4 separate regions of the Homo sapiens genome follow, and all the other regions are linked to region 2. The links are chromatin loops, found by intact Hi-C in ENCODE. Cell type or tissue: MCF 10A. All regions are shown on one strand. Region 1 holds the start of LINC00491 (long intergenic non-protein coding RNA 491). Region 2 holds the start of LINC00492 (long intergenic non-protein coding RNA 492). Region 3 has its middle 65 kb from the start of LINC02115. Region 4 overlaps LOC105379104 (a long non-coding RNA gene).

Region 1 (8,000 bases), 86 kb before region 2:
TTTCTCTTGTGGGCATTTAGTGCTATAAATTTCCCTCTACACACTGCTTTGAATGCGTCCCAGAGATTCTGGTATGTTGTGTCTTTGTTCTCGTTGGTTTCAAAGAACGTCTTTATTTCTGCCTTCATTTCGTTATGTACCCAGTAGTCATTCAGGAGCAGGTTGTTCGGTTTCCATGTAGTTGAGCGGTTTTGAGTGAGATTCTTAATCCTGAGTTCTAGTTTGATTGCACTGTGGTCTGAGAGATAGTTTGTTATAATCTCTGTTCCTTTACATTTGCTGAGGAGAGCTTTACTTCCAAGTATGTGGTCAATTTTGGAATAGGTGTGGTGTGGTGCTGAAAAAAATGTATATTCTGTTGATTTGGGGTGGAGAGTTCTGTAGATGTCTATTAGGTCCGCTTGGTGCAGAGCTGAGTTCAATTCCTGGGTATCCTTGTTGACTTTCTGTCTCGTTGATCCGTCTAATGTTGACAGTGGGGTGTTAAAGTCTCCCATTATTAATGTGTGGGAGTCTAAGTCTCTTTGTATGTCACTCAGGACTTGCTTTATGAATCTTGGTTCTCCTGTATTGGGTGCATATATATTTAGTATAGTTAGCTCTTCTTGTTGAATTGATCCCTTTACCATTATGCAATGGCCTTCTTTGTCTCTTTTGATCTTTGTTGGTTTAAAGTGTGTTTTATCAGAGACTAGTATTGCAACCCCTGCCTTTTTTTGTTTTCCATTTGCTTGGTAGATCTTCCTCCATCCTTTTATTTTGAGCCTATGTGTGTCTCTGCACGTGATATGGGTTTCCTGAATACAGCACACTGATGGGTCTTGACTCTTTATCCAATTTGCCAGTCTGTGTCTTTTAATTGGAGCATTTAGTCCATTTACATTTAAAGTTAATATTGTTATGTGTGAATTTGATCCTGTCATTATGATGTTAGCTGGTGATTTTGCTCGTTAGTTGATGCAGTTTCTTCCTAGTCTTGATGGTCTTTACATTTTGGCATGATTTTGCAGTGGCTGGTACCAGTTGTTCCTTTCCATGTTTAGTGCTTCCTTCAGGAGCTCTTTTAGGGCAGGCCTGGTGGTGACAAAATCTCTCAGCATTTGCTTGTCTGTAAAGGATTGTATTTTTCCTTCGCTTATGAAGCTTAGTTTGGCTGGATATGAAATTCTGGGTTGAAAATTCTTGTCTTTAAGAATGTTGAATATTGGCCCTCACTCTCTTCTGGCTTGTAGGGTTTCTGCCGAGAGAACCGCTGTTAGTCTGATGCACTTCCCTTTGAGGGTAACCCGACCTTTCTCTCTGGCTGCCCTTAACATTTTTTCCTTCATTTCAACTTTGGTGAATCTGACAATTATGTGTCTTGGAGTTGCTCTTCTCAAGGAGTAACTTTGTGGCGTTCTCTGTATTTCCTGAATCTGAACGTTGGCCTGCCTTGCTAGATTGGGGAAGTTCTCCTGGATAATATCCTGCAGAGTGTTTTCCAACTTGGTTCCATTCTCCCCATCACTTTCAGGTACACCAATCAGACGTAGATTTGGTCTTTTCACATAGTCCCATATTTCTTGGAGGCTTTGCTCATTTCTTTTATTCTTTTTTCTCTAAACTTCCCTTCTCTCTTCATTTCATTCATTTCATCTTCCATCGCTGATACCCTTTCTTCCAGTTGATCGCATCGGCTCCTGAGGCTTCTGCATTCTTCACGTAGTTCTCAAGCCTTGGTTTTCAGCTCCATCAGCTCCTTTAAGCACTTCTCTGTATTGGTTATTCTAGTTGTACATTCTTCTAAATTTTTTTCAAAGTTTTCAACTTCTTTGCCTTTGGTTTGAATGTCCTCCCGTAGCTCAGAGTAATTTGATCGTCTGAAGCCTTCTTCTCTCAGCTCGTCAAAGTCATTCTCCATCCAGCTTTGTTCCGTTGCTGGTGAGGAACTGCGTTCCTTTGGAGGAGGAGAGGCGCTCTGCTTTCTAGAGTTTCCAGTTTTTCTGTTCTGTTTTTTCCCCATCTTTGTGGTTTTATCTACTTTTGGTCTTTGATGATGGTGATGTACAAATGGGTTTTTGGTGTGGATGTCCTTTCTGTTTGTTAATTTTCCTTCTAACAGACATGACCCTCAGCTGCAGGTCTGTTGGAATACCCTGCCGTGTGAGGTGTCAGTGTGCCCCTGCTGGGGGGTGCCTCCCAGTTAGGCTGCTCAGGGGTCAGGGGTCAGGGACCCACTTGAGGAGGCAGTCTGCAGGTTCTCAGATCTCCAGCTGCGTGCTGGGAGAACCACTGCTCTCTTCAAAGCTGTCAGACAGGGACATTTAAGTCTGTAGAGGTTACTGCTTTTTGTTTGTCTGTGCCCTGCCCCCAGAGGTGGAGCCTACAGAGGCAGGCAGGCCTCCTTGAGCTGTGGTGGGCTCCACCCAGTTGGAGCTTCCCTGCTGCTTTGTTTACCTAAGCAAGCCTGGGCAATGGCGGGCGCCCCTCCCCCAGCCTAGCTGCCGCTTGCAGTTTGATCTCAGACTGCTGTGCTAGCAATCAGCGAGACTCCGTGGGTGTAGGACCCTCCGAGCCAGGTGTAGGATATAATCTCGTGGTGCGCCGTTTTTTAAGCCCATCAGAAAAGCGCAGTATTCGGGTGGGAGTGACCCGACTTTCCAGGTGCCGTCCATCACCCCTTTCTTTGACTCGGAAAGGGAACTCCCTGACCCCTTGCGCTTCCCGAGTGAGGCAATGCCTCGCCCTGCTTCGACTCGCGCATGGTGCGCGCACGCACTGACCTGCGCCCACTGTCTGGCACTCCCTAGTGAGATGAACCCGGTACCTCAGATGGAAATGCAGAAATCACCAGTCTTCTGCGTCGCTCACGCTGGGAGCTGTAGACCGGAGCTGTTCCTATTCGGCCATCTTGTCTCCTCCCGTGGTAAGTTTTTTTGGGGGTTAGAATTTCAACTTAAGAGTGTTGGAAAGACACAAACATTCAGACCACAGAAGTTTCATTTGTATTTACAATTTGTATTTTCAATTTGACATAAATAAAAATGAGACTTGCAGAATGCAATTTAGAAAACTCAGCCATGCACGCTACTGTAATAGTTCTATTAAGATGTATTTTTAAATGCTGTGACAAAATATTCCTGCCATCTTTAAAAAATAGGTTTGATGATTTGAAAATGGACAGGTCACTTTAAAGAGATCCTTAGTAGTCTATGGAAAGTAACATTTATAACAACTTGAAACTCAAAGGAAAGGAAACTCGGGGAGAAGCACATTCAATAATTTCCAAGGTAACATGGATGCACACTACGTGTGCGGCTTTCATCTCATTTCTTGCTTCCGTGGCCTTCCAAGGAAGAACACAATGTATTCTTCATTGAAAAAAAATTGCAGAGAAGGCAGTGTAAGAAAGAGGTATTTTGAGAACTAATTGAAGTCTTTGTAAGTCACGTTAATGCCTTTCTGCCAATAACTTATTTGCGGATACAGGAGGATTTTCACCCCTCCTCTCCCTGCCACCCCCATCCCCAAAATATCCCACACCTGGGTTACATTGGTTGAAAAAATAATTGTTCCGGTACTTTTCAAGCATTAAAAACATTGTATGTGAGTGTTTTGTTTTTGTTTTTTGTTTGTTTTGTTTTGTTTTTCTTAGTGCAAGATTAATCAGGCGGTCTCAAGTGTATTTAAAAGTTAGGAATGAGGAGGGCACTGTGATGACCGTCATGGCCAGTAGAGGGCAGGAAACTGGAATGGACGGGGGAGCGGGCCATGTACAAAGCGGGGCTCTGATCTCTCTTGTGTTTTGGTGCAGTTTGTATGGACTAGATGGCTGAGAACTCCAGTAGAGAGGAATAAATCACCACCAGAATCAAAAGAGACTGGAACAGGTGAAAATTAGAAAGCTGTTGTGACAAAGTCCAGGATAAGATGTGAGATTTCTGGGGCAGGTATCTGGTGATGAAACCAAGAAGAGCATGCCGTTAAGAATTTGATCAAGATTGAATAACTTCTGGCAATTTACTTATAAAGTGACTTTTGCAGTCCTGGGTCATGGTACTCTTGCATGTACTACTGAGAAGTCACATTACAAAATAAAAAATAAATTTAAAAAGAAGGAAAAAAGAAATTTAAAAATCTTTGCCAAGTATGTAGGGGAAAAGTTGTATATAACTTTTTTGTCTACTATAAAAGAAGACGACTTTTTTTGTCGTCTACTAGTGAGTTTGGATATTTTTCATACTTTTAAAAACCAATTTTAATTAATTTTATTTTTCTTTCCCCTCAATTAAATACAGTCTTACCTTTAGTGAATATTATTTATGTAATATTATAAACATATATTATACATAAAGTAGTGCACCAAGATTCTGGAGAGGGGGCTGTAGGGAGATTAAAACAAAAGGCCTGGGCTGGGCATGGTGGCTCACGCCTGTAATCCCAGCACTTTGGGAGGCCGAAGCAGGTGAATCACGAGGTCAGGAGTTCGAGACCAGCCTGGTCAACATAGTGAAACCCCATCTCTACTAAAAATACAAAAAATTACCTGGGTGTGGTGGCTGGCTCCTGTAATCCCAGCTACTCAGGAAGCTGAGGCAGAAGAATTGCTTGAACCTGGGAGGCGGTGGTTGCAGTGAACCAAGATCACACTACTGCACTCCAGCCCGGGTGACAGTGTGAGACTCAGTCTAAAAAAAAAAAAAAAAAGAATGTCCACAACAAATTCCTCCTCTGAAATTGATATATTGGCTAGATAGAACAGCAGGTGCAGAATAATGTGAACAGAGAAGGAAGGGAATGGGGGCAGAAAGTGTTAAATGCAGACACACTGCTAAACAAAATCACCAGTAAGTGGAACTTATATACCTCCTTTGAATTCTGTCCCAGTGGTCAGTGTTGGAGAATTGTCTCTGGGTCAGGGGCAGAAGAGAAGGCTAGATGGAAGATCCAAGAAGCCCTCTGAGACTCAGGGAATGCTTTATAACATGTTTACCTGCTGGCTTACTATTTAAAGATGTCAAGGAAATTTCAGGTTTCACTTCTAATGGTATAAAACAGTGTTTTGCCAAGAAGACCCTGTAAAGGTCTTACTTAGGACTCCTGCCTTCACTCAGGAAGTGTGTTTGTGAACACACACTACAGCTAGTGGATAGTCTTAGGGCCACTAGCTGAGAGTCATTTTCGTTTTAGGAAAAGCAAGTTTTGCATTGAATAAAGGAGACATTTTATCCTATATTGTACCCTCCCTCTGGGCTTTGGCAGTGCACCCAGCTTTCAGTAGGGAGAGCCTAATTTGGTTACTTCTCTGCAGTCTTTGATTAATGCACAGGACCATTCATGCCATTCATGATCATGTTAGTGACTTTCTCAAGGGCTCTCAACTGGATAAGTCAGCAGATGGCTGAGAAATACTCACCTGCTGTTTACAGTCAGTACGAAGCTTGTTAATCTGGTTCTTCCAGGAATCTCATGTGAATGAGACTAGCCACTATGCTACTCTACACACAATTTCAAAAATCTGTTTTTTTGCTCAAGGTTCAACTATCAAAATGGTTTGATAGCATAAGTAAAGTATTTTGCAGTTCCCTTTTCTGAGATAAAACCAGTTTGACATCTATAAAAAGACAGAATTACGTTACAGGATTAGAAGTGTTAATGCGGATGTGAAATTTGACACATCTGCTAAAGCATGGAAGTCAATCCACCTATCAATCATTTGCATAGGGGAGAGAACACATTCTTTTCCTGGATGTATCATTTATCACCTGGGTGACCCTGGGTTTTGCAATTACCTATTCAATTACCATTTCCTTAAATCTGTTAAGTTGAGATTAAAAACAGCAAGCAAGCATACTTCACTGAGTTATCTTGAGGATCTAAGAAGACTACATAAATGAAAGAATTTACAAACTATAAAGCCAAACACAGATGTGAAGAGTTATGGCCAAGAAGTGGCATGCATGGATCATCTACTATGTTTCTGACACAGCTTTGGAAGATACAAAATAGATCAAAGGTGTGACCGTTGCCCTCCACGTTTGTATGGTCCGGAAAACTGAGAGCAGCACAAGACAGTATCTGATAAAGGTGTAAGGAGCTGCTGCAAAACAAGTGGCATCAGGGTTTAGAAGAGAAAGAGATGAACAAGGGTTAACACGCAGATTAGCAGCATTATGGAAGTGGTAGGTATTGACTTGCACTTTGAGAAAGGAAAATGGGAGAACGGAGAGGATTGATATCAAAAGAAGCTAAAAAGGGCTTTAAGTTCTAAGTTTATCATTTATCTCCTGTCCTAAAACGTCCTTTTTCTACTATGTTCACTGTCAAACTCCTTATTTATAAGTTAACTTCATCCTTGTCCCTAGGAACTCCTCCCTGACCCTCCCAAATGGAGCTGATCACTGTCTCCCTTAGTGGCTTCTAGCCTGGAATAATACACATTTACATTATTGAAATATCTCATCAACAATGGAGTAATTGGTATCATTTTTGAAGTAAGACAGACCTCGGTTCCAATCTCATTTTGCTGCTACTGGGCCCTTTGACCTTGGGCAAATCCTTTACACTCTTGAGCCTGAGTACCTTCATCTGTTGGTTGTGAATGATAATAACGACATAGGGTTATTATGAGCACTAAATAAGGAATAGTGTCTAAATGAGTCTTGCATGTAGTAAAGAAGTGACTTCAAAAACAACATCCATTGTTAAATTTTATGAATCCCGTTACCCTTGTTAGATAGTGTGGAGCTCTCATTATGCTCTTTTTAGATACTAGCACCTAGCACAGGGGCCAGGTACCTAGAGGGTACCTGATAAATATTTGAACAAATATGAGTATTCAAGATGGAAAAAGGCATTTTAGGACATGGCAGGAGCAAAGATACAGAAATAGAGATAATCTGTGTGAGGGAATAGTTGCAAGGGGTGAGACTAGGAAGGGAGAGGTAATGAGATAATTCTTCTGATCTGATCAGAGGAAAGATTTGTATAGGGGAATAAATTATGCTGGCTGGATTGATGGGGTCCAGGTGGAAGAAGACGAGGCCCAGAGTGTGGATTTGTTGTAGGTAAGAGGGGGAATTTCTTGAGGAAGAAAGACACAATGAAAATGATGAATAAATTGCTTAGGACTTTTGTGGTCCAATAAACAAGTTATTTTTAGAATAATAGATAAATTCCTACCATTATTTATAACTTTAATTTGTTACATTTTTACTTTATTATAAGAGGAACATGTCAATATTTTTCTCTTGATGCCAAGTTTTAAAAGAAAAGCAAAATAGGTATGGCTGTGTGGTAAGGACTCCTATAAATCAGTGAAGATCCGGCCTTCTGAAGAAATTAAAGGGTGTCTTAAATATAATGATTAATGTCTTTAAAATACCCATCAATCTTAGAGGAATGAACAAACCACTATTAGAACCATATGTCGCCCTCATTCTTTGTGTGGAACTTCCATGAAAGTCACTAGGAGTTCAGTGGAATGATGAAGAGAAGCATATGGCACTAGATCTGAACTAAATTAATAACAGTATGAAAACACAGTTAAATAGTGATAATCCCCCTTGTTATCCAGCTTTTTTCTTTTTCAGACAACTCTTGGTGTCTAGTTAAGCACCAGAAAGACACTTGTTAATGGGGAGAGCTGATGTGTGAGGAGAAACCATGTGGCATACCTTTTGAAACAAGCTGAAGAGGCAGTGATTTGGGGCTTCCGTGCTCAGGACTGCCATGGAGTCATTTGGAGATCAAAAAAAAGCCTAAACCTGATTATGCTTTAGGCATTCCATCTGGCTCTGACCCACACTGTTGCCATAGCCACCCATCTCCTAGCAACAATGAACAGGGTTTTCAGGGCTCTAAAGTGACAAAGCATGTGAGCAAATAATATAAATGTAATCACAATCGGCTAATAATCCAAGAGGTTATTCATAGTTAAAGTTTACTGTGAAGAGCTACAAGAATCTGTGGTTTCATGATTGTATCTTTTTCTGTGATGGGTTTTGATAAGAAAATGCCTT
Region 2 (8,000 bases):
GAACTTGATATCTTGGTTGTAGTGTAGTGCTTTTAGATAATGTGATCCGTCCGCAAGGTAAATGTCCAGAGATAGAGGTAGATGCATGTCATTGATGAAAGGAGGGGCATGAATAGCATGATACTGAGGTGGCTCATAATTCATAAATACATTTTTTGTTACTTAGAATGATGACAAATAATGGCGGTTGTGAAGAAAAATGTGTGCTCAGTACCATATTATCTAGAAAGGTGGGAGAAGTTTCTGGAAGTTATAGATGAAGGCAGCATTGTCATTATGAAGGTAATTGACAGATGTTTATGAAGGAGGTAGGCCAAAGCAGCACCTTTGGAAGGCATTGGGACCTTTAGAAATGAGAAGCCAAGAGAAGGTGTTCCTTCATGACTCCTAAATGGCGCTGGGAATGGAAAATTGTGACAGTTCAAGTTCTGAGTTTAAAAAAGGGTTGAAGTGAAATATGTACTGCATGATGTGGGAGTATTCAAGGGAGGCAACTAAGGTGAAAAATCTGGGTCAAGAGTAGTTGAGAACACCATTGTAAAAACAATGAATTGGGAGTAAACAAAGATATATTCAAGACATAATTCTTTTCTAGAAATATTGGGGGATCTAATGCTTTATGAACCCTGCTATACACATATACACACAAACTCACACACTAATCAGCAATGCCTTAAATTCTATTAAAAAAATTGAAAGTAAAGTTAAAATTCTGAAGAGCAGCACAATATTTCATTTAATTGCTAATATTTAAGGACATTGATTTCAAACCATCTATGCGTATAAAATATTTTTTAAAATTTAAATATTTGCTGAGTTCCAAAGAATGTTATATATTGCTAATGTATATGCAAAGTATTACACTGAGTTTAGAATCAAATTTCCTGTTCAGTAAATTAAAAATCTTATCAATGATAGATAAGAGTTGGGAAATAGGATGCTGAGTAAAAGTGAAAATAAAATAGAGCAATTAGTATTCTCCAACCCACTAAGGTGGATGAATGAAAACTGTTACCAGGTAGCTCTTGGCACATGAATGATGGATGGTGAATTTACAGTGCTAAAATAAATCCAACTGATAATTTACCTATTAGACATTCTGCTCTCAATACTGTTTTGAATCAAGACATTTACTAATACAAGCATCAGATTCTGAGTTCATTAATGATACATGGACACATCTGCCTTTCATCATGTGATTCATCTCTAAAGGCAAATTCAGGTAGAATGCTGGCCTTATTTCACAGAAGAGCTTTAGTTCAGAGAACAGTTTAGTTCAGAGCTAAGAGCTTATCTTAAAGGTATCCGAGTCCTTTGATAGGCTTCTGGCATTTGTTGCTTGCTCTCATGCCTTTCATGCTGAAGCTTTTGTCTCCTTTGAGGGTTTGTTCTAAAGAGCAGGCATAGAGAAACACTTCTATGTACCTGGCTATGCCAATTGCTCCATCACATTTGGGGTACCAATAACTTTGGGAATCCACCCATCTCATTACTGCACAAAGAACAATCAACTCAATTCTTTCCTTCTTATTCTGCAGACTGTGGCAACATACGCTCTGTGGGGAAAAGCATAAATGCTCTCTGCCTCACCTCAAGGGAGGAGGCTTTATTCTATCTTCCCTACATAAACCTGACAAGGGCAGGTTTCAGCAACACAACTTTGACCTGTGGGGTTGCAGAACTGGACTAAATAACTCTGAGCACCTGTGAAAGTCCTCTGGGGAATGTCTTTTCCAAGACAATGTTGTATTCCTTGAAAATGTATAAAGAAAAAACCCTGAGCTTGAAATGAAAAGGCATGATTTTGAGTCTAGCCCTACAACTTGCTAGCTGTGTAACATTAGGCAAGCCGCCTTTCTGAGTCTCCTTTTGATATGAGAATAATAAGGATTACCTCCAAGCTGATGTGTAGAAGTCATGAGCTAGTAGATGAGCAATTACCTGGCAAAGATCCTGGTCTCAAAAAATGCTGATCAATAAATGCTAACCCTAAGATGTCCTTAGTAGACATTTGGTAGAAGGCCAAGCATATTGTTAAGTGTTTTCCAGATACCATCTCATTTAATCCTCCCAGCCATCTGGCGAGGTAGTCGTCGTCTGTCTTCATAAACTTGGTGAGAAAAGGAAAGCTGAGAGAATTAAAATAACTTACCCAAGTCACCCAAGAGTAAGTATAAATCATGGAATTTGAACTCATCTGACAACACACTCTTTCCTTTAGCATCTATTGGCTCTGAATTTGAAGTAGAAAATTAAACAGCTTTAAAAAGGAATAGGTTGGAGCTCTATAGAACTCCTGTTCTCATATCCAGGTTACTTGACACTTCTCTTGCCTGACAATTACTCTCTGATATTTCCCCAAAAGTCATTAGAATCTAAGCGCTTGAGAATCTAAGTTTTATTCTTTTTATTATGTTTTTTGTATAGACTACAGTGTCTGCAACGTAGTAGAACATTAGTAAAAGGTTTTTGAATGATGAATAATTTCATGTGTTGGCTGGGGTAAAGATTTGGGACTGTATGGGGGAAGTAAGGCCTGTAACTATTCAAGAGACATAAAGTAAATAATGACTGTGGATTCAAACGTGACACTCTCAGAACTAGTAAGAGCTTAGAAAAGTGTTCTGGACTGCTGGGTCATTCCAAAGATTCATTAGACCAGCAATTAACCAAAAAACTAGCCCAAATCTCATGCAGACCTTGGGATGATTTGGGTTTATTTGACATTCGTTGTTAAACTGGCGCTGATTTCATGACCCAGAAATCCTAATGTCTCTTCAGGTTTCTTTGATGCAGGTCATTCACATCCCAATAATATCATGCAAGCTGTAGAAGTGTATTCAGAATTGGCAGCAATTAAAGGGAAGAGAGTTAAAGGGAGGTAATAGATACTGTGATTTATGGGAAAATAACGCTTCTCTTGCAATTCTATTGCAAGAAGGGATCTACAGAATTAGAAAAAGAAATCATAATACCATTTCAAAATAATGGATTAAATCTTTGTAGGAACTAGTAATAACTTCAAGGGCCTTGCTTAAGGGAAGGGGGCTGTATCTGTTGGGCATTAATTCTGAAGGTTTTTATTCCCTTTGAGGCATCCTATGATCTCTATTCAATAAAGGAGCAAAAAACACCCAGTAATTGATGGCTGTCCTCGTCAGCTGGGGACATTTGCAGGTTTGGGAGAAGGAGAAAATGGGGCTGGAGTGAAAAGTTGGAAGCAGCCCACTGGATAATAGAAGAGAAGAAAATTATAGATCAAAGGATCTAGCTAGCATTTTTTAAAAAGGAGTTTCGGACCTACTCCATTCTCTTCTGTTAGGGTCCTAACAGTTGTAGTTTCTGCTTTTTGAGACACTGTTTTAGCACATAATGGGACACAAGTTTTAAGTTAATTTCTTCTAAAGTACTGACAATTTAAATTTACCTTTAAAAAAATTATTGCTTCCTGAGCTGGTATACTCTTATCAGATAACAACTTCTCAGTAAATAGATGTTTAAAAAATTAAAACTCTCCTTAGATTAACACGTAAACAATTATGATTTCAAGTTCTAATGTTTCTTAGAAAACAAGGTTGTAGGTCCCTTAATATTCACAAGACTTGGGATTCTGAAAAGGAAGTAGTATAGTTCAGTGGGGAAAAATCAAACAAAAATGTTATCTAATTTAATAATCAGATACCTTTTATTCTAGTTCAAATCTTATATGAATAACATATCTCAATCTCAATCCACATTTAAAAAAGCTATCTGTCACATAGAGTAGTACTCTCAGGTCTGAATTTCTATAACAGATATTTCCAAGTTATTCTGCCTTCCTTTCCCACAAACTCAAGCAGTTTTATGTATTTGTGGTATGAAAGTTTTAGTTCCATTATTTAGCACAACCTGCAAGGTATTTACATATGTTGCGATTGTAACCATCTAACGATGTAGGTCTGTTGCGTAAGAAAGGGTTATTACTGTATGGAGGTTAAAAAAAAAAAACTCCAAAAACCAAACAAAACAAATAGATGCATCCATTCCATTGTTGATGTCATGACTAGGTGTTGGGAGGATAAATGAGGGAATGAAAGAAGCTCTTGAGTTCTGGGGAGGACAGCTGCTTCATGCAGGCAAGACATCATTATTATTAATTATCTTTATTCACTTTCAAACCATCTGTTTCCAAACATGGGCACGTGTGGCCCTATTTTCCTATCTCAGTGCCCCCTAGTGTGTACCTTATACATATTTAATCTTCAACTGATTTCAAAGGAAGCAACATTATGTACAGATGGATGGCGCTGGAACAAAGGACAGACATTAATTCATTTCTTTGATGATTTTTTTTTTGTTTGAGACAAGATCGTTCATTCATATTAAACTATTGCTGATGGTATTATGCTAGTAGTTTTTCTTTAACCTTAAGAAAACTAAATAATGCCATCTGGTGGTGAAAATAAATATTCTGGAGGGTATTTCCAGAATTTGTTTATTTCATTTTTTTGTATTTTAATATCTTCATTACTGTAATAGTTTTTAACGAGTTGACTGAAGTCATTAGAAAGTAGAATAAAGATTTTACACAAAAGATAGAAATAAATAGTTTGGAATATATCTAGCCAGATCTAATTATACAGTGATAAAATTCCCAATTCAAGTTCTTTTCACCCATAAAGAGTGGTGACAGATTATGCAAAACCGTGGAGCTGGTTCTCTTCTTAAGTAACTGAGAGTAGTAATTTCCTGGCATCTGATACTATCATTTCTTCTGTAGTCACAATAAATAAAATGATATCCAGCCATGAAATTCAGTACTGCTCTCATGGGTGATAGACCAACTTCCTGATAAGATATGATGCTTTTATTGATTCCCTCTCAATTTTGCTCACCTTTGGAATTCAGGTCATGTCTGAAACCTAGAGGGGTATACTTGCTGGAAGATTTTGTTTTGTTTTTGTTTGTTTGTTTACATGAGAACCTGATGAGTCTGCTATGATAACTCAATGGGGCTGAAACTGGAGACCTGTATAAGTGAAAGATTATATTTTACTTAGGATCCACTCTCTCTCACCCTTTCTGTCCTCTAAAGACTAGGGTATGTCCCAAGAGAGAATTTGTCACACAGGGAAATGTCTTCAGACAACAAATTTCACTGAAAGTTGGCTTTTTCTAGGGTAACAAGGAGGAAATAGGGCTGGCACAAAGACAGTGTTCAATAAATATTTGTTGAATTACATCAAAATGAAGAATATTTCTTCCCTCGAAGCCCTTGTAAGAGAAGACTTCAACCAAAATGAAATTTCTGAAATGCCAATGAACCACATCTCTCTGTTGCTTAAAGTCTTGCAATGGCTTCATAATCCACTCCAAATTCCTCACAAGGCCACCCATAATACGGTCCTTGTATACCTTTTGACTCATATTCTGTCATTCATCATTCCCCCCACTCGACTTCTCTGCTTTAACACAAACATATATCCATGTGCATGCATGTACACACACACACACACTGAAATAGATCTATCCCACCCCCCAAAGCCAGTGTTCTGTTTAGCCTTTGCTGACCAAAGCACTCTTTCTTACTTTACCTAGTAAACTTTTAATCATTTTGAAAGATTCAGTTCAAACACTGCACTACTTCCACTAGGAATCTTTTCTTGAGTTTCTCATGTGGACAGTAGTGCTTTATCCTCCATGCTCGGAGAACCTCATATACATACTCCAAAAAAATACAGTTACTTTGCTAAAATTGTTTCCATGGACATCTTCACTATACCATGTGTTTCTCAAGAGCAAGGGCTACATTCTATTTGTTTAAAATCATTTTTAAATGTTTTGAGTGGTAATTGACCCCCATTAGGTACTTATTAAATGCAAGCTAAAGGCATGAATAATTGGTAGCAGATATTGCTAATCAAGCTCCAACATCCAGTCTTTCTTCTTATTTAATAGAACTCCAACCCACTTCAACCTCTCCGTAGCTACCCACCTAGGGAAGGTCCTATGACAAAGCTCTCACCGTGAGATATAACTGGATAAGATATGTGATGCTTCCTCCTTGCAACGTCCTTATTAAGAAACTGCTGTTCTTAAATTCTTTTGTCTTTTCTGCTTCTCACAGACTGAAAACAGGTGACAACTGGCAGTTTCCTTGGACTTAGTGATGGAAATGAATGTTGATGTTGGCTGAGCTCTCCTGACAGCCTGGGAACCTGCAGAAACTTGGTGACCAGACCACCCTACTTTGGGTTATGTTAGAGAAAAATACATCCTGTCATATTTAAGCCACTGTATTTTGGGGTCCCTTTATTACAGCAATTCAGGTGATGCCCTAATTAGTACACGGTTGAAATGGAAACTATTTTCTATGATATTGAAGCTTTATTTTCTCAGCATTGTACCATAGAAAATATTTCCATTTCTATTATGTATCAGGATATAACCTAGAAATACGTCATGGAAAACAATTAAATATTACTTTTACAGATAAGCTTCAAAACACTATCAAATTTCTATTTATTGCCTGTAGAACTTAAATTATCATTAAAAATTAAAAGGCAACTATTTCCAAGAGTAGAAACTTTATTTACAATCTTTAAAAATATCCTCTAGTCTTAAGACCCTACCTTGTTTTTAGCTTCTGTGTCTTCTTCCCTCATTGAAGAATCAGTCATTCACTTTAGGCACAGCCTTGTGTTATATGTTAGGAAAATCTTGACCTTGGATGGAAGAGAGAAAAGGAACTCCAGAATGACAGCCAGGTATTAATTGCTAGCATTACCTTCAGCAGCACTTAACACTGTTGTGCTTTTTCTTCTGAAACCTAATATTCATTCTTCTTTCTGGCCCTGGTATCTGAAACCATGTTTTAGAAACCTGAATAGCAACTGAAATGCTGTAAGGCTGGAATTGCATTCTTGCAATTGCCAGTGACCTGATTCAGGATACATTCCCTTGATCTAGATCATATGACTTATTTCTTGACCAACCTGTTAGAAATTTCCACTCTGGTGATTTTCCTCCAGTATGTACCACTGGGTATCTGTTACTATACTCTGTACATTTGTCTTTTGCTTATCAGGAGGCTATTATCATACCTAAAATCTGTGTTTGTCCCCTATTTCACTTGAGTGCCTGACACTTTCAGATGAAAAAGTCTTGGTTCCTCTTAGTATTCCTTTGTTTCCACTGGAGTTAAGGGTCAGTAATGAGAATGTCCTGAGATATAATGATATTGGTGAGTAGCTTCCAATTTGTCATTAATATATCATTAATATATATATATTTATTAAAGAATTTCATTGCAAAACATTAGGCTTTTGGGCAATATTGTCTTTAGCAATTGCCTTCAATCTAAGGTTGAAGGTATGCAAAACCATCATAGTGAACACTGTAATTTATCCCTGCCCTATACTTTCCTTTTCTCTCATAAATTATGTGGACTTTTTGGCCTTTTGTTAATTGCTTCTCTCTCATCTAGCTAGTCTAGCAATCAAATGTCCCTCCTTCTTCTTTTATAGAGGTAGGCATGTGAGCAGGGCTGAGCAGTGAGTGGCCTGGAATGTTGATTGATCCAAGGATAGGAAAATGGCTTAAGCAAGGCCTCAATATCCTTTCAAGAACTGATGTAGTTGCTAGAAGACAGAGAGTTTTTTTTCTCACCTTCTGAGATCATGTGTCATAAGAGCATTCAACCTGGAGAGGCAAATGACCAAGAAATAGAGAGAAAATAGGTTCCTGCCAACATCTTCTGAACATCCGGACTACGATTATTTTTCCTGCTCCTTCCAATAAATATGCAACAAGTTTGAGCTCTTTTACTTGCAAGGAAGGTAGTCTAAACCAGAGGTGATAAACTATGGCCCCATCATCTGTTTTTTTTTGTAAATAAAGTTTCATATGAACACAGGTACATGCATTTGTTTACATATTGTCAATGGCTTATTTCCCACTCCTACTGCAGAGTAGAGTGGTTGTAATGGAGATTGTATGGCCAAAAAAAACCCCTAAAGTAT
Region 3 (8,000 bases), 890 kb before region 2:
TACTACTTAGAAAGCTAGTACCAGTATGGGCAAGAGGTGATAGCAGTCGGGTCCCAGGTAAGAGTAACAAACAAAGTAGATAGATGTCCAGATATACTTAAGAGCTAGAATCAATAGGATTTGGTGATGGATTAAATGTGGCAGCATGTCTTAGTTTCTTCAGGCTGCTATAACAAAACAGCATCAACTAGGTGGTCTATAAACAACGGAAATTTATTTCTCACAGTTCTGAAGGCTGAGAAGTCCAAGATCAAGGCACTGTCAGATCCAGTGTCTGGCAAGAGCCCACTTCCTGGTTCATAGATGGCTGTCTTTTCACTGTGTCTTTACGTGGTGGAAAGGTCAAGGGAGTATCTGGAATTTCTTTTTATAAAGGCTATAAACTCATTTATGAGGGCTTCACCCTCATGACTTAAGCACCAAAGGCCTCACCTCCAAATGTACTCCCTTTTGCAATTAGGTTTCAACAAATGAAATTGGGGGAGGTTGGGGCGGGGACAAACTTTCCATTTATAGCACAGTGAAAGGGTAAATAAGAAGGAAGTTTCTGGCAAAAGTAATTGATTGGATAATGTATTATTTACTGAAATAGGAGGTTATAAGGGTGTAAAGTGAGAGTTAAGATCCTCAGTTCAGTTTGAACTATTGTAATACTGTGATTGACAATGTGATTGATATTCTTATGTAGGTACCTGGCTATTCTATATTATATACATTGTATGCAGTATATGTTACAGGATGGTATGTAGAGAATATATAGAGTGTTCAAAGCTACAGAAATTGATAAGATGGCTAAGGGAGAGAATATAAAGTGAGATTAAAAGAGAGTCCTTAACTTAAGTCCTAAGGGTGTACAGAAAAGGAGATAAAAAGGTGATTGAAGGAGTGGCCAGAGGGTATAAGCAAAACTCCAAAAACTGTGTCATAGAGCCAAGGGCAAAAAAACAAAACAAAAAAATAAAAGGTTTCAAGCAGGAGAGTGATTAATGTTTCCCAGTGCTATGGAGAGACCATATTATGACAAGGATTGGAAAGCATCCAGTGGGTTTTGTGTCATGGAAGTCATTGATAACTTTGGCAAGAGGCAGTCTTAGTTATCAATAGTGAGTTCAGAAACAGCCAATTCATTAATGTCAACTGAAAGTTGAAAACAACATTTGAAGACTCGTCTTTTGAAAAGCTTGGCTGTGAGAGAGACTAGAGAAATAGGGAAACTGAATAACATTTAGTCCATTTACAGTGAATGTAATTAATGATATAATAGAGTTTAAATGTTATTATTTTTGCTTTCGATTTGTCCGTTCTGTTCTAAAATAGTTTTATTACTTTATGTATCTTGGTAGTTACTAATTTTTGCTATAATTTTAATAGCTATTCAAAAGATTACCATATCCACTGTGACTTCTTATAGTATAAATTAGTACTTATTTTATGGACATTATAGCATCTAATTAACCATGTCCTAAGTAATGTATTTGTGTTATGTATTTGAATTCTGTACAGTTTGCAAATCCTACATTAGAATTCCTGTATACAATCAACATTCTTTTATATGTACCCACATATTTACCTTCTATTGATATTCACCTGTTACCACATATTCAGATTTAAACCTGAGACTATATTCCTTCTTCCAGTAGAAAACTATTTAGTCAGAGGTGTGCTGGTGATTAGTTTTCAGTTATCCTTGCATATATCTTTATACCTCCTTAATGCTTTCAGAATTGTTTTATTGGATATAGAAGTCTAGATTTGGTAGTTGTTTTCATTCAAAACTTTGAATGTGTCTTTCCAGTTTTTTGGGGGCAGGTGGGGGGCTCTCATTGTAATAATAAGATCATTAGCTAACTTCTCAATAGAACAATGAAAGCCAAAATAATACTATTTTTGTCTCTCTGTGCTTTATTCTGCATATATTCTTCTGACATACTTCCAACTCTATAGTTTAATAGCAGATTCACTCCAGTCATTAATTTCAATAATTATATTTTCATTTATAGTTTCCATTTTTTTATAGTTTTCTGTTTATGCTGAAATTTTCAAATGATTTTATTTCCTTGAACGTATTAATCATAGCCATGTTAAAGTCCATGTCTAATGGTTTCTTTATCTGGATCCCCCATAGTCTGTTTCTATCACCTGCCATTTCTGCAATTTTGTTTCTGTTGGGAAAATAAGAATATTCATAATCCAAGGTCATTTTAATGTGATCAGTGCTGAAATGATTGTGAGTCAACCTTCAGTCCCTGTGAGAGTTAGTCTTTTTCCAATTTGCCCTAATTTCCAGTATTATTCTTCAAGGTTTTAACTCAGTCTTACATAACAGGACCACCTCTCTGACGAGGTCTTGACTCCATGAATCTGTTGAAAGCTCTGCTCAGCTTCTCAGCCTTTTTAGATGGAAGTGACTCCAATGTTGGGCTCATCTTTTGCTGGACTTTAGCCCCATTGGTCTTCACTCTCTTACCAGTTCTGATATATTCGAAGAGAAACATACTTAAATTTTTAAATTTTTTTCAGCAATACAGTTGTTGCTCTAACTAGTCTGCCATTACCAAAAGGAGAACTCCAATGACAGCTGAAAAGGAAGGTAGTATGAGGGAAGAGTTGTTTTTGTCATAGTTTTTAAGATGTGAAGTACCAATTTAAATGTGAATGCCTGATGGAGGTAGTAACAAGTAGAGAGAAAATTTGAAGATACAAAAAAACTGATAAATAATGGAATAAATGATGGAAACATGTACTGTGTAGGCCATCTATCCCCAAAATCACATATATCTAGCCCATAGGTTCCAGCAAAAGAATTTATATAAGACTGAATGTTCAGCCAGGTTAAAAACAAAAGGAAGTATTCCCTCTACATTGTAGCAGAACAAGCCAGTTTGTGTTCTGTTCTATGAATCTGTATATATGCAAGAATCCAAATGTGGGAGTGTGGGGGGGACTAGGAGGCACTTCACACACTGGGCTTTACACATGCTCAAAGAAAAACACAGTGTTATGTTTGAAATACTTGTCTCTATTTCAGGAATTCTGATCATCGCAGCATATTTACTCTGCTATGCTGGGTGAGGAGTCCAGGGGATGGCATGGCACACAATAGTGACAGGAGACTTCATTTTGAACAAAGAATAAAATTTGGAGCATGAAATAAGATTAAATATTTTATGCATGTATCCTGAATGTCTTTTGTAGCTAAGGCCTGTTAATCTTTATTTCCTTTTATCAAAGAAAAATGAGCGATATTCCCTTCCAAAATTGCCAAGAGGCTAACAATTCACTTTTAAAAGCTGTAAAGCTCTAAAAGTAAATGGAGATAGGGTGGAGAAGTGGAATAGAGTGTGAGCTTTGAAGGTCAGTTTGGCTCTGCAGCCCAAAACCTTAGAATAATCATTTTATGCTACAACTTTTGGTTAACTAAAAATTACCAGAAAAATGGGTAACTCTTGGGACTTACCCTGGAATTAAACCAAGAGGCAGAAGAGAAACAGGCCCAAAGAATAACTTTGAATGGATGGTGAAAGGAAACAATATTGTTTATTTCTGATGGCACCTTATGGTCCCATTGTAACCCAAATGGCCCCATGCCTGTTAAATATTCAGGTGACTATATGGTAGAGACAGAATGTTGGAGCTCCGGGGAGAAACCTGGAAAGAGATTCAGCTATGTTAATCATTTGCATTTAGAGATGGTATTATATGCCATGAGGTTACCTAGGAAGAATGTCGGTTACAAGAGAAGAGAGCTGAAGACAAAGCCCTTGGGTGGAGGACAGAGCCTGTCAGAAGTCTGGCGCGGGAGGATGATCTCGCAATAAAGCCTGAGCAGGAACTGGGCAAGAGGAAAAGAAAGGGAGTCTTTTGTTCCCAGAGCCCAAAGAGGAATGTGTTTCAAGAAGATGGAAGTGGTCAGTAGAGTCAAATGCTGCTTTGAAGTACTTGTCTGCTAGACAAAAGCATCTTAGTGGGAGAGTGGACCTGTCTTGATGTGGGCTCACCTTGTCTGGACTTGACTTATCTATATCTTTGATCTCACTTTTTCTCAACCTAAAAACATGTTTGTCTCTGCCATCCTGGGGAAGGGGGTGGTGGGGGGAGCTACCTTGAATGCACGTTTCTCGTAACTTTCCATATTTCTCCTCCCTTTCTAATGCAAAATCTTTGAAAAAGCCATCGAATGCTATCATTCTCCACTATCTTTTCTAACCTGCAACAATCAAGTGTCTGCTGGAGTTGTATAGGTTGTTGTTGAAATCACAAGCATGGCCAGATTATCCAGGAAGAATGTGTGGGATAAAAAAAGCAATGAGCCACCAACATTTAATAGAAAATTGTGTTTATATAATACCTGATAAGGCTTTTATGAGGATTAAATTAGGTAATGTATGTAAACCAGTGATTACAGGGCCTGGGACATAGTTTCAGATACTATATTCCATCCCCTTGACACGTTTTTACCCCATTCTCAGTAAACTGCCCGTGGTTGTGTAGCCAAGTAGTACAGATTCAAACTCAGGTTTGCTTGCCTAAAAAGATGATGTTCTTTCTTTCCACTACATTGAGTTTCCTTCCTAATGCTTGTGTCCCTAGTTTTGTGCCTGACTGCAAACCACCTGCTCCTGGAGACCACACCCCAGGTTCAGCTCCTAGGTTTACATCTTGGGTCTTGACCTCTCCCTGACAATCTGATTCTACTCTAGATCTCACCTGTTCCCACATCCTAACTGTGTCAGACCCTAGAGAAAGGTGTAAGACTACAGAGAGGCAAATACGTGAACTATTAAGTAGGATTTGTGAGCATCATTTGCGGAGATCACAAGAGTAAAGCAGAGAAATGCCCAATTAATAGAAGAATGCTTGCAGCATTTAGAAAGAAGAGAACAAGTCAATATATGCATGTGGTTAATATAATTGAGATCTTAAGGTCATCTCCAAGTTCCCATACCTCATTGGAATCTTATTTGTAATTTAAGAGATGCCCAGTAGATGGAGCAGCTTACTCATGCATGATTATTTTCAGAGACCATGGATCGTTTGAATCATAAAATTCCTGTTAATGCTGGAAGAGACATAAAAAATAATTTAGACCCTCTCTTCCGAAATAGAAAAACAAGGACTAAAAATTATGCAATTTACAATAGATTTACAGCCCTTAAGCCAGGTAGCTGATGTTCATCTGAAATCCTCCTGTTGATACTGGTCACCAGCTTCTGACTTTGGACAAATTCCCCTAAGAAAGGAATGGCACTAAGCAGCTAGTTCTAGGTTAGGAGGGTGTTAGGGTGTTAGGGTATGTGGGGGGAATGTTGTCTGTTATAGGATGACCACATTTCTTAGGATAATACTTTGTTGGAGCAATCTTCCAAGTATTAAGAAGTCCCCCACCACCCCTCAAAAAAGCGCATTTTAGAATGGGAAGAAATCCACCCCTTTGCTTCTCTGACTTTCTCTCATCACCTTCTGCTTTCCTCCCTAAAACCAAATCCCACTTGCCAAGGGTATGTTCAGGTTGTTAATTAGAAGGCTAGTATCCAAAAATAGCTCCCTTTCCAGGCTGCCCAGTACCTGAAATTCCCAGGGATAAAAGCAAAGCCATCATTTCATGTCTGCTTTTAAAATATATTCCTGGGAGAAATCCATATCCATTTACTTACTTACTAAATGCTTATTGAGAACTTATTATATGCCAGGAATAGAGCTGCAAAAATGGTAGACAAGGCCTACAGTTCTCATGAAGTTATGCTTTACTATGGGAAAAGACAGAAAAGAAAGAAGACAATTTTAGATACCGGTAAATATTTGGATTTGAGAGTGGCTGAAAGGGTGGGATGAGGTTGGGAGGCTATTTTCAAGGTATAGTCAGGGAAGTCTGTCTCAGAAGATATGATGTAAGGTAAAACAAAGATCTGGGAGAATGAAACAGCTAAAACAAAGGACCTGAAGAGGGAGCATTAAACTGTTTTCAATCATTATATTCCTACCAAGCATTAGACAGTTTATCAGGCTGCTTCTTAAGTGCTGCTACCTGGTATAAAGAAAAATACCAAAGGAAATAAAGCTCAAGTGAGGAAGAGGAGAGGGGTCTTTCTGCACCACATCAGATATATCCCCTTTCCCTAGGGTGAAGGGGCAATTGAGTGCAGCAGCGTGGCACTGGTAGGTCAGGGAGTGCTGGAAGGGGAGGCGGACATCACAAGACACAGACAGACCCATTAAGGACAAACTGAGGATGCCAAATGCAAACTGTAGGTACATAAAAGTAGTTCTTGAAAGAGCACTTAAAATAACCAGCCTATTCCTACCTCTCTATCTCAGTGTTTCTCAAATTGAACCACCGAGGCAGTTGTCAGATACTCCAGGCATCACATCGGGTCTACCAAATTGGTATTTATGCAGTGGGGCTCAGGAATATGGATCTTAATAAACACACAGATCATGAATGTCATGCACACTCAAGTTGAGAACTGATGCTCTGTAAATTCATATTTGTATCAGTGCATCAGCTCTTCAACATGGCCGTCTTTCTCCTTGCACAGGGTCAATTGTTCAAAGTAGAAAGAGGCTAAAACACCTCTGAGAGAAAAGAAAAGATTAATGTATCATAAAAAACCTGCAAAATACTAGAGAGTTTTTAATGAGATCTTTAATATTGCTCTTTATAAAAAAAGACATAGGTCTTTGGTAATTTGCTATTTTTAATCTGTAATATATAAATATAAAGGAGTATGTTTCCTTCTAAATTTGAATTTAAAAAGGACATTGGCCATCCTTCAAAAATACAATATTGTTTTTTCTATGGATGTTGTAATTTTGTGGGCAGTAATTTGTTCTCTCTAAATCTCAAGAACATTGAGCCCTCACCTCATCCTGTTGTTGGGACACAATGCAGAAGCAGTTCTGTTGGTGAAATTGTGGGTTGGGAGGATGCCATTTCAACTTCTGCAGCAAACAATGACATGGCCAATGCATTTGGAGTGATGGAGAAAATCTGTATGTTCTTCATATCCATTGGTATCTTTGTATTCAATTTAGAAAACTGTGCCCAGAACAGTAAGAGTAAATCTGGACTCCTTACCTACCTTCCATCCTTAATTAGGTATTGGGTTTTTAAATAATCCTTCCACTAACCCAACTCCAATAACCAAACAGAACAGCAGGATTATCTAGCTGCCTGATATATTATAGTCAGATAAATGCTTGATTATTTACATTTTATGCTCAAAAATTTGAAAAGAAAGCATACGATCTCTTTCTTCCACAGATTTTTCCAGTAGGCTATAATGCCTAACATTAGCAACAGCAGCAGCAGTTATAGCAGCAGAGCCTTTGGAAAAGGTGTTCCAGAAACCTGACAACGTTTGCACAAAGACTGTTAAACCACTATTCACACTTCTTTAAGTGTTTTAACCAAAATGTCAGAGGCTTCATTAGGGTGGAAACTATTTTATGGTTCCCTAGTACATAAATTTTTTTCTTGGAATTACCTTATTTGAGTCAATTATCTGCTAAAGCAGCAATGGGAGAATCAATCAATGAAAATTTGTCTCTTTGTTCTTCACAAGGAATTCTTGGAGTATGATTCCAAGAATGGACAATTAAGACAAATTATTCATGAAGTACATATGTCATTTGCATTTTTCCCTTTGGGATAAGGTTGTCATCTTTGTTTACATAAAAGGTATTTCCTTGCAGAGCTGCCCTTTTACCTCAGAACTAAGATAATGTTTCCATTTAAACTGAGTCATCCTTGTCCTAAATATTGCATAATGGCACAGACTGCTATCTCCTGTTTCCTTGGGCCAAACACAATGACAAGGCAAGCTAGGCTGTGGTCATTGAATCTCTTTGTAATCACTGCCATTTTGTGTGGTGGTCAGATGCATTTGTTATATCATGGGAATTATAATACTGAATAAGTTGCATAAAATTCTATCCAAGAAATCTTAAAAAGCTTGCAAATGGAATGCCTTATCTAGCTACGAAAAAATGTGTTCTGAAAG
Region 4 (8,000 bases), 97 kb before region 2:
CCTCTCTCACCACTCCTATTCAACATAGTGTTGGAAGTTCTGGCCAGGGCAATTAGACAGGAGAAGGGAATAAAGGGCATTCAATTAGGAAAAGAGGAAGTCAAATTGTCCCTGTTTCCAGATGACATGATTGTATATCTAGAAAACCCCATCGTATCAGCCCAAAATCTCCTTAAGCAACTTCAGCAAAGTCTCAGGATACAAAATCAATGTGCAAAAATCACAAGCATTCTTATACACCAATGACAGACAAACAAAGAGCCAAATCATGAGTGAACTCCCATTCACAATTGCTTCAAAGAGAATAAAATACCTAGGAATCCAACTTACAAGGGATGTGAAGGACCTCTTCAAGGAGAACTACAAACCACTGCTCAAGGAAATAAAAGAGGATACAAACAAATGGAAGAACATTCCATGCTCATGGGTAGGAAGAATCAATATCGTGAAAATGGCCATACTGCCCAAGGTAATTTATAGATTCAATGCCATCCCCATCAAGCTACCAATGACTTTCTTCACAGAATTGGAAAAAACTACTTTAAAGTTCATATGGAACCAAAAAAGAGCCCGCATCGCCAAGTCAATCCTAAGCCAAAAGAACAAAGCTGGAGGCATCACACTACCTGACTTCAAACTATACTACAAGGCTACAGTAACCAAAACAGCATGGTACTGGTACCAAAACAGAGATATAGACCAATGGAACAGAACAGAGCCCTCAGAAATAATGCCGCATATCTACAACTATCTGATCTTTGACAAACCTGAGAAAAACAAGCAATTGGGAAAGGATTCCCTATTTAATAAATGGTGCTGGGAAAACTGGCTAGCCATATGTAGAAAGCTGAAACTGGATCCCTTCCTTACACCTTATACAAAAATTAATTCAAGATGGATTAAAGACTTACATGTTAGACCTAAAACCATAAAAACCCCAGAAGAAAACCTAGGCAATACCATTCAGGACATAGGCATGGGCAAGGACTTCATGTCTAAAACACCAAAAGCAATGGCAACAAAAGATAAAATTGACAAATGGGATCTAATTAAACTAAAGAGCTTCTGCACAGCAAAAGAAACTACCATCAGAGTGAACAGGCAACCTACAGAGTGGGAGAAAATTTTTGCAACCTACTCATCTGACAAAGGGCTAATATCCAGAATCTACAATGAACTCAAACAAATTTACAAGAAAAAAACAAACAACCCCATCAAAAAGTGGGCGAAGGATATGAACAGACACTTCTCAAAAGAAGACATTTATGCAGCCAAAAAACACATGAAAAAATGCTCACCATCACTGGCCATCAGAGAAATGCAAATCAAAACCACAATGAGATACCATCTCACACCAGTTAGAATGGCAATCATTAAAAAGTGAGGAAACAACAGGTGCTGGAGAGGATGTGGAGAAATAGGAACACTTTTACACTGTTGGTGGGACTGTAAACTAGTTCAACCATTGTGGAAGTCAGTGTGGCGATTCCTCAGGGATCTAGAACTAGAAATACCATTTGACCCAGCCATCCCATTACTGGGTATATACCCAAAGGATTATAAATCATGCTGCTATAAAGACACATGCACAGGTATATTTATTGCGGCACTATTCACAATAGCAAAGACTTGGAACCAATCCAAATGTCCAACAATGATAGACTGGATTAAGAAAATGTGGCACATATACACCATGGAATACTATGCAGCCATAAAAAGTGATGAGTTCATGTCCTTTTTAGGGACATGGATGAAGCCGGAAACTATCATTCTCAGCAAACTCTCGCAAGAACAAAAAACCAAACACCGCATGTTCTCACTCATAGTTGGGAATTGAACAATGAGAACACATGGACACAGGAAGGGGAACATCACACAACGGGGACTGTTGTGGGGTGGGGGGAGGGGGGAGGGATAGCATTAGGAGATATACCTAATGCTAAATGACCAGTTAATGGGTGCAGCACATCAACATGGCACATGTATACATATATAACAAATCTGCATGTTGTGCACATGTACCCTAAAACTTTAAGTATAATAATAATAATAATAAATCAATCACGACCCTTTCATGTGAAATCTTTAGTGTTGTGAGCCCTTAAAAGGGACAGAAATTGTGCACTCGGGGAGCTCGGATTTTAAGGCAGTAGCTTACTGATGTTCCCAGCTGAATAAAGCCCTTCCTTCTACCAAAAAAAAAAAAAAAAGAAAAAAGAAATCAGAAAAGGTAGCATATTTGTATTATTCAGGGTTCTCCAGAGAAACAAATAATGGGATAGGTACGTAGATATACAAACAGATAGACAAAGATTTATTACGAGGAATTGGCTCACACAAGTATGGAGGCTAAGTTCCAGAATCTGCTGTCTTGTCTGTAAGCTGGAGGACAAGAAAGCCAGTGGTATAGGTCTGGTCCAAAACCAGAGGCCTCAGAACCAGGTGAGCCAATGGCATAAGTCCCAGTTTGAGTTTGAAGATCCAAAAACCAGGCGCACTGATGTCTGAGGGCAGGAGAAAATGAATGTCCCAGTTTAAGGAGAGAGAGCACATTTGCCTTTCCTCTGCCAATTTGTTAATTCTCATTCTCAACAGATTAGATTGGATGGTGCCCACCTGCGTTAGAAGAAGTTGATTCTTCTAACATGATCAACATTTGGACTTTGCTCAGTGGAGAAAGAGCAAGGAGTGTTCTATTCCATACTTAGGTCTGAGTCAGAGCTGTACATACATCCTACAGAAAATAAGCTCTGAGCTCCTTTTCGTTATCACTCTCTGTAAAACATTCTGCACAGAAACATTCTAAAATTTGCTCTATAAATTGGGAAGGCTGGAAGTTCTTTACTTTGTGGCTGAAGTGAGGAAATCAATCTATCAGCCCATATATTTTTGACTAATCAGCAAAATATTTACTGTCTTTTCCTATATTTATCAAATGCATAGTAACTCTAAAGGCATGTCAATGTAATATCTAGTAAGGAATTAAACAAACAGTTCCAATTTTCTTATGCTCAAGATCTTTTAGAACTAGGTTTAATTGCTTTCAGGACCTAGCTCTCTGGGCACATTCTGATAGGCAAGACTAGTCTACTTTTGGACCAAAGTATTTTTCTGCAATTATGGAATACTGAAAATTCTTCTCTTTTCTGGGGAGAAAAACAGTCAACCTACCCTTTATTATAGGCCAATGTACTCTTTAAGATGTTGTGGAGCTACTTTCCATGCAGGCTTAAAGGAATTGAGTAGAAGAAAAAGAAAAAGCACTTAGTTTTAACTATGAGAAATCAGGACAGAAGAATTCTAAACATTATGGATGATTTTGTCAGATTTAGTAGAATTAAGAGATGCTGACACATACGATTTCTAGAAGCATAAACATCTCAGTTCCACTCCATGCTTTCCATTGGCGTGAATGAAATTTTGATCTGTGTATTCTCACTATCTCCTCCTACTAGTGCCTTATCTGATGTATGGATTTCTTTTTCTGCATATCTGATGTTGCCATGCCTCCTAGACACTTCCTAGCTAACCTGGCAAGCCTCCCTCAAGTGTCACTGAGGGATCTGGTGTGCCTTGCTGCCCCCTATTGGTGGCCAAAAACTGTTAAGCTAGGGGCTCCAATGCAATCTTAGACTTTGTTGATTAATGCCAGCATCTGAGAGGCACTGCTTACAGGAGCTTTACTATAAAGTTGTTTTTAAGCAAAGCAACTATTATGTAGTGATTTTTATTACTTTAAAATTAGTGGTTTTGTTTTTAAAATATTTATTTTGACTTCGTTTTTCATTCTAAATTTATAAGGAATTTATTTAGTTCTTTTTATGGTCTTTTTCTAAGATTGCCACTACATTGCCGAAAGTGCAAGGCAAAAGTTTCCACTAGAATTGTGCAAATGTTTTATTTCTTTGCACTATTAAAACAAAAAATGGACTTCTTATGGCTGTGAACACAGTTCGTTCTCTAAATTGAAAACATGTCTATTGGATTTGCATATTGCTTCCTTGAATCAGGCGTTTTTTTTTTTAAGATTTTAGTGATGTATTAGTAGGCTTAGGCTACCATAACAAAATATCATAGACTAGAGTCTAAGTAGCTTAAAAAACAGAAATTTATTTTCTGACAGTTCTGAAGGCTAAAAGTTCCCACATCAAGGATCAACAGGGTCTGTTTCTGGTGAGGGTTCTCTTTCTGACTTGCAGATGGCCACCTTCGCGCATATGGTGAAGAGGAAGTGCTCCAGTGTTTTTTCCGTTTATAAGGACATCAGTCCTATCAGATAAGGGTCTCACCCTTACAACTTCATTTAACTTTTCCTAGCTCCTCACAGGCCCTGTCTCCGAATGTAGTCACACTGGGGGGTTAGAGTTTCAAAATATGAATTTTGGGGCGACACAATATTGTGTCTCTAACAAATGGTGACATGTGGATTTTAATAATCTAACAAAATTTCAATTAATCAAATTACTTTAAAAAATCATATACCATGAGATAAGAATAAATGGAAATGGGCTTGGTATCAGAATGATAAGGCATGGTCCTCACCGTGTGAACTGACAACACAGCTGAGGAAAAGGTTCTAAAATCAAGACTAACACAAGGGAAAAAAATGAGAATGTAAAGTACTAGCTCATCATACTGTCTTTAATTATAAAAGAAGTTTAAGTGTTGCCCAGAATAACCAGAGAAATGCTTTAAGACGAAATTGTATTTAGCCTCGTTCTAAAGGACGACTAAGGTTTTATTAACTTCAGTGAGGGAGGTATGAGGAAGAATATTTTACCACCAGGAAGGCACTGACTTCAGAATGAAGACAAAATGTGCATTACAGTTTAAGTACCTTAGCCTGACAGTCAGAGAGGACATTTAAATGCCTTCTACAATAAAATATTATCGTTTAATAATCCCTGTATATGCATAGGATGCTGGTTCAGAATATATACATGGTCTCTGTTCTTTGTAAGTTTGCAATCAAAGACCATAAATACTCAAGTCTGACAGTTTGGTGCTTTCAGAATTTGCTTAAATCACCTGATATTTTCCCACTAGGCTATGGACCTGACAAAAGCAGCGGGTTATGTGTCTTGGGCTGAAGCATGACACAAAGAGCCATTGATGTTGGGCTGAAAACAGAAAAAAACTCTTCCTCCCTTTGTTTCTTTGTTGTTGTTGTTGACTGCTTGGTGTGTCCAGAATAATTTTAGAGCATCCAGTGGAACCCCTAGCCATTCCATAGGGTAAGGGGTTAGAAACACCAATTGGTTTGAAAACCTTGATACTTAATACTTTCTGTGGCTTCTCTTTAAATTACTCTCAATAGTTTATTTATTCCTCAAACCATGGGGAAATCAGGTCTGGAAACATCAAGTGATAACACCAAGTGAATGTTAAAGACACACACCGCTCTACCTACCAGCAGCGCCTGTGAGCAGAGTCTATCCCACTGTGGACATATGTCTAGTGTTACCATCTCCAATCATATAAATGCCTTGGTCTGATCAGTAATGTACACCTGTAATTTAAACTGGATTCTCTACCACTATTAGACAAAAAGTTGTTTTCTGAAAAAGCCATTGTGATGTCAATCATATCTCCTTTTGCAGGGTCTGGTCTGGAGAAAAAACTTGTGTGGTTGTTGAAAATTGTCTTTGACTTTGTCCTTATTTTGAGATCATTTTCCTCCCTCTGTGGACTCTCTTCCGGCCCAGGTTACCACATTGCACTTCTCCTGCATGTTCACCTCTGCTCTCCCCCAATTAATCAAAGAAAACTCTCTGTTATCAGTCCTCTAAAAGCTGGTGTGAATTTAAGTCATGGTGTTATCTCTCTACAGGGAATTTATATTTTTAGTTTATCTATAATTATAGAATAAATGCCTTTATTCTTGGTAAAAGAAGCTTCAGGCATGAGCAGAGCAAACAGAAATGCTTTTAAAGTCAGGGGGACTTTCTGTTGCTGTTGAAATTACACAGAAGAGATAGCAGTCAACTTTATTGGAAAGATTGGTATCCAAATTGTAAAAGTACCTCAGACTTAGGGGTTTATGTAAAATGCAAGGTCAAAATTACAATTAAAGGCATATTACTAAAGTATTTTGGAGATAAGGAAAGTGAAATTGACATTTACTGGGCGTCCATATATGCCATGCAATGGTTCAGGTCTCCCCTCATCTCTTTAGCTCATTTTACAGTTGCCAGTAATTCTGTGAACCCTTCACCCCACTTTACCAGTAAGGAAATGAAGTTCTGGAGGTTAAGTTTCACAAAGATCCCACAGTTAGCAAATGATGGAGCCATGTCTCTGTGGCTTCAAAGTCCATTATCTTGGCACGGTGGAGAGAAAAGTTGTCAAAGTCCATGACATTTGAACATATGATTTTGTTTGTGCTATTAAAAGTTTGCTTTGGACATTTTGAATTAAACTCCTTTAATCATGAGGTGGCATGTAACTTTGCACCGCATTACCTTGCTGGTTTTTAGTATGCAGAACCAAGATGAATTGCCTTCAGAAAAAAATTTCAATTCATTTCTGTAATCAAAAACTGTCAATATAAAAGGATGGTGAGGTTATATTGTGGAAAGTTACAAGATTATTGACAAACTACCTCATACCTAGTTGGCATATGTTACTCTCCAACTAACTTCTGGATATTAATGTTTCTGCAACGATTGAAAGTAAGCCAGCCAAAGTCAAGCCACACAATCATATGAGGTGAGTAATCATATATCCTGAGCCAAAAATGTGTATGCATCAGTGAACTGACTACTTGAAATTATGGCTAGTCTTTTAAGAATTAAAGAGGCTAATGTTGTATTTTCTATAAATTAGATTTTCCTGTAGGTCTACTTGGGAATGTATTTTAATCTTTTGCTGAATGAATCTGCTCACTTTTTCATTTTATTGAAAACTAAAGAGGAAATTAGGTGATAAATAGAAACTGTTACTTTTCTATCAATTTGCAGTGTACAAACTGAGTTAGTGACTTATTTGCCAACCTCATTTTCTAAGAAAATACATAGACCATCTTGGAATTCTCAAAAGTAAAAATGCCTGAGAACTATAGTGAAGGGAATCAAAACCAATTCTTGTTCAGGTCAACAAACACACCCACTTGTAAAAATTGAGCCATCTTTATGAACCAAAACCAATTTGAAACCTCATTTTTGTGCTATGAAGACCATTTTGTATAATATTTTCAAAAAAATTTAAAATATAAAGTGATTTTTTCTCCTAAATCATTAAGTTACACTAAATCAATGTGAATAATAGTAATAAATCTTACTAATTTAAAAATGTATCTTCTGTAGCTATCTATTTTAGAGTGGACTGTATTTTATCAGATAAAAACGTTAACCTACAAACACAATATAAAATATATTGTTAACTGTAAATTATTCAATCTAATATGAAGATTATACACTCTTTTTGGTTTGCTTATTTTCCCTCTGGTTATCTGCCTTTAGGTAATCCCCTTTGCTTATAATTATCGTGAACAGTGATTGGATAGGAAAATGAAAGGTTACAGAAATTTACTCAGAGCTTAATCTGTCTTTGTATATGATGGCAGTGGGGAAACAATTTGTAACAAGTATGTAATGTGATAGTTGGGTTTTTAAGGGTTCTATCTTAGTCCATTTGAGCTGCTATAACAAATTACCACAGACTAGGGTAGTTTATAAACAAAGAAATTCATTACTCATTGTTGTGGATGCTGAGATGTCCAAACTGAAGGTGTTTGCAGATTCACTGTCTGGTGAGGGAGAGCTTTCTGGTCCACAGATGGTGCCTTCTCACTGTGTCCTCACATGGTGAAAGGGGCAAGGGATCTCTCTGGGCTTTCTTTTTATAAGGACAATAATTCGCTAAATCCCCACCTTCTAATACCCATCACATTGGGGGTTAGAATTTCTTTTTTTTTTTTTATTATACTTTAAGTTTTAGGGTACATGTGCACTTTGTGCAGGTTAGTTACATATGTATACATGTGCCATGCTGGTGCACTG

The links. Peaks named below come from ENCODE experiments on the same cell type or tissue, not always from the same donor. Only the 100,000 strongest peaks of a DNase experiment are listed, where the experiment ranks them.
Region 1: it touches region 2 in a loop (10-fold over the local background); 41 of 110 quality-filtered maps call a loop at or near these places.
Region 3: it touches region 2 in a loop (23-fold over the local background); 3 of 110 quality-filtered maps call a loop at or near these places.
Region 4: it touches region 2 in a loop (3-fold over the local background); 23 of 110 quality-filtered maps call a loop at or near these places.

What each region holds. Positions count from the first base shown.
Region 1 is chr5:102,666,132-102,674,131 of GRCh38, reverse strand. LINC00491 (long intergenic non-protein coding RNA 491) reads left to right here and starts at 2,668. Exons shown (of 2, transcript NR_103756.1): 1 at 2,668-2,905. It overlaps LOC105379104 (a long non-coding RNA gene), which reads right to left. Exons shown (of 4, transcript XR_948632.4): 2 at 7,656-8,000. RefSeq lists a silencer at 3,692-3,791 and an enhancer at 5,933-8,000. In MCF 10A, a CTCF peak has its summit at 3,748 (motif pointing right); no DNase peak of the experiment used is centred here.
Region 2 is chr5:102,580,178-102,588,177 of GRCh38, reverse strand. LINC00492 (long intergenic non-protein coding RNA 492) reads right to left here and starts at 6,810. Exons shown (of 2, transcript NR_047462.1): 1 at 6,612-6,810. In MCF 10A, CTCF peaks have their summits at 4,179 (motif pointing left) and 4,387 (motif pointing left); no DNase peak of the experiment used is centred here.
Region 3 is chr5:103,472,819-103,480,818 of GRCh38, reverse strand. It overlaps the pseudogene PDZPH1P. Among named protein-coding and RNA genes, the nearest start is that of LINC02115, 65 kb to the left of the region's middle. In MCF 10A, a CTCF peak has its summit at 4,977 (motif pointing right); DNase peaks (open chromatin) are centred at 4,988, 6,898 and 7,778.
Region 4 is chr5:102,677,167-102,685,166 of GRCh38, reverse strand. All of the region lies in intron 2 of LOC105379104 (a long non-coding RNA gene), which reads right to left. Among named protein-coding and RNA genes, the nearest start is that of LINC00491, 9.7 kb to the right of the region's middle. In MCF 10A, a CTCF peak has its summit at 3,567 (motif pointing left); a DNase peak (open chromatin) is centred at 3,566.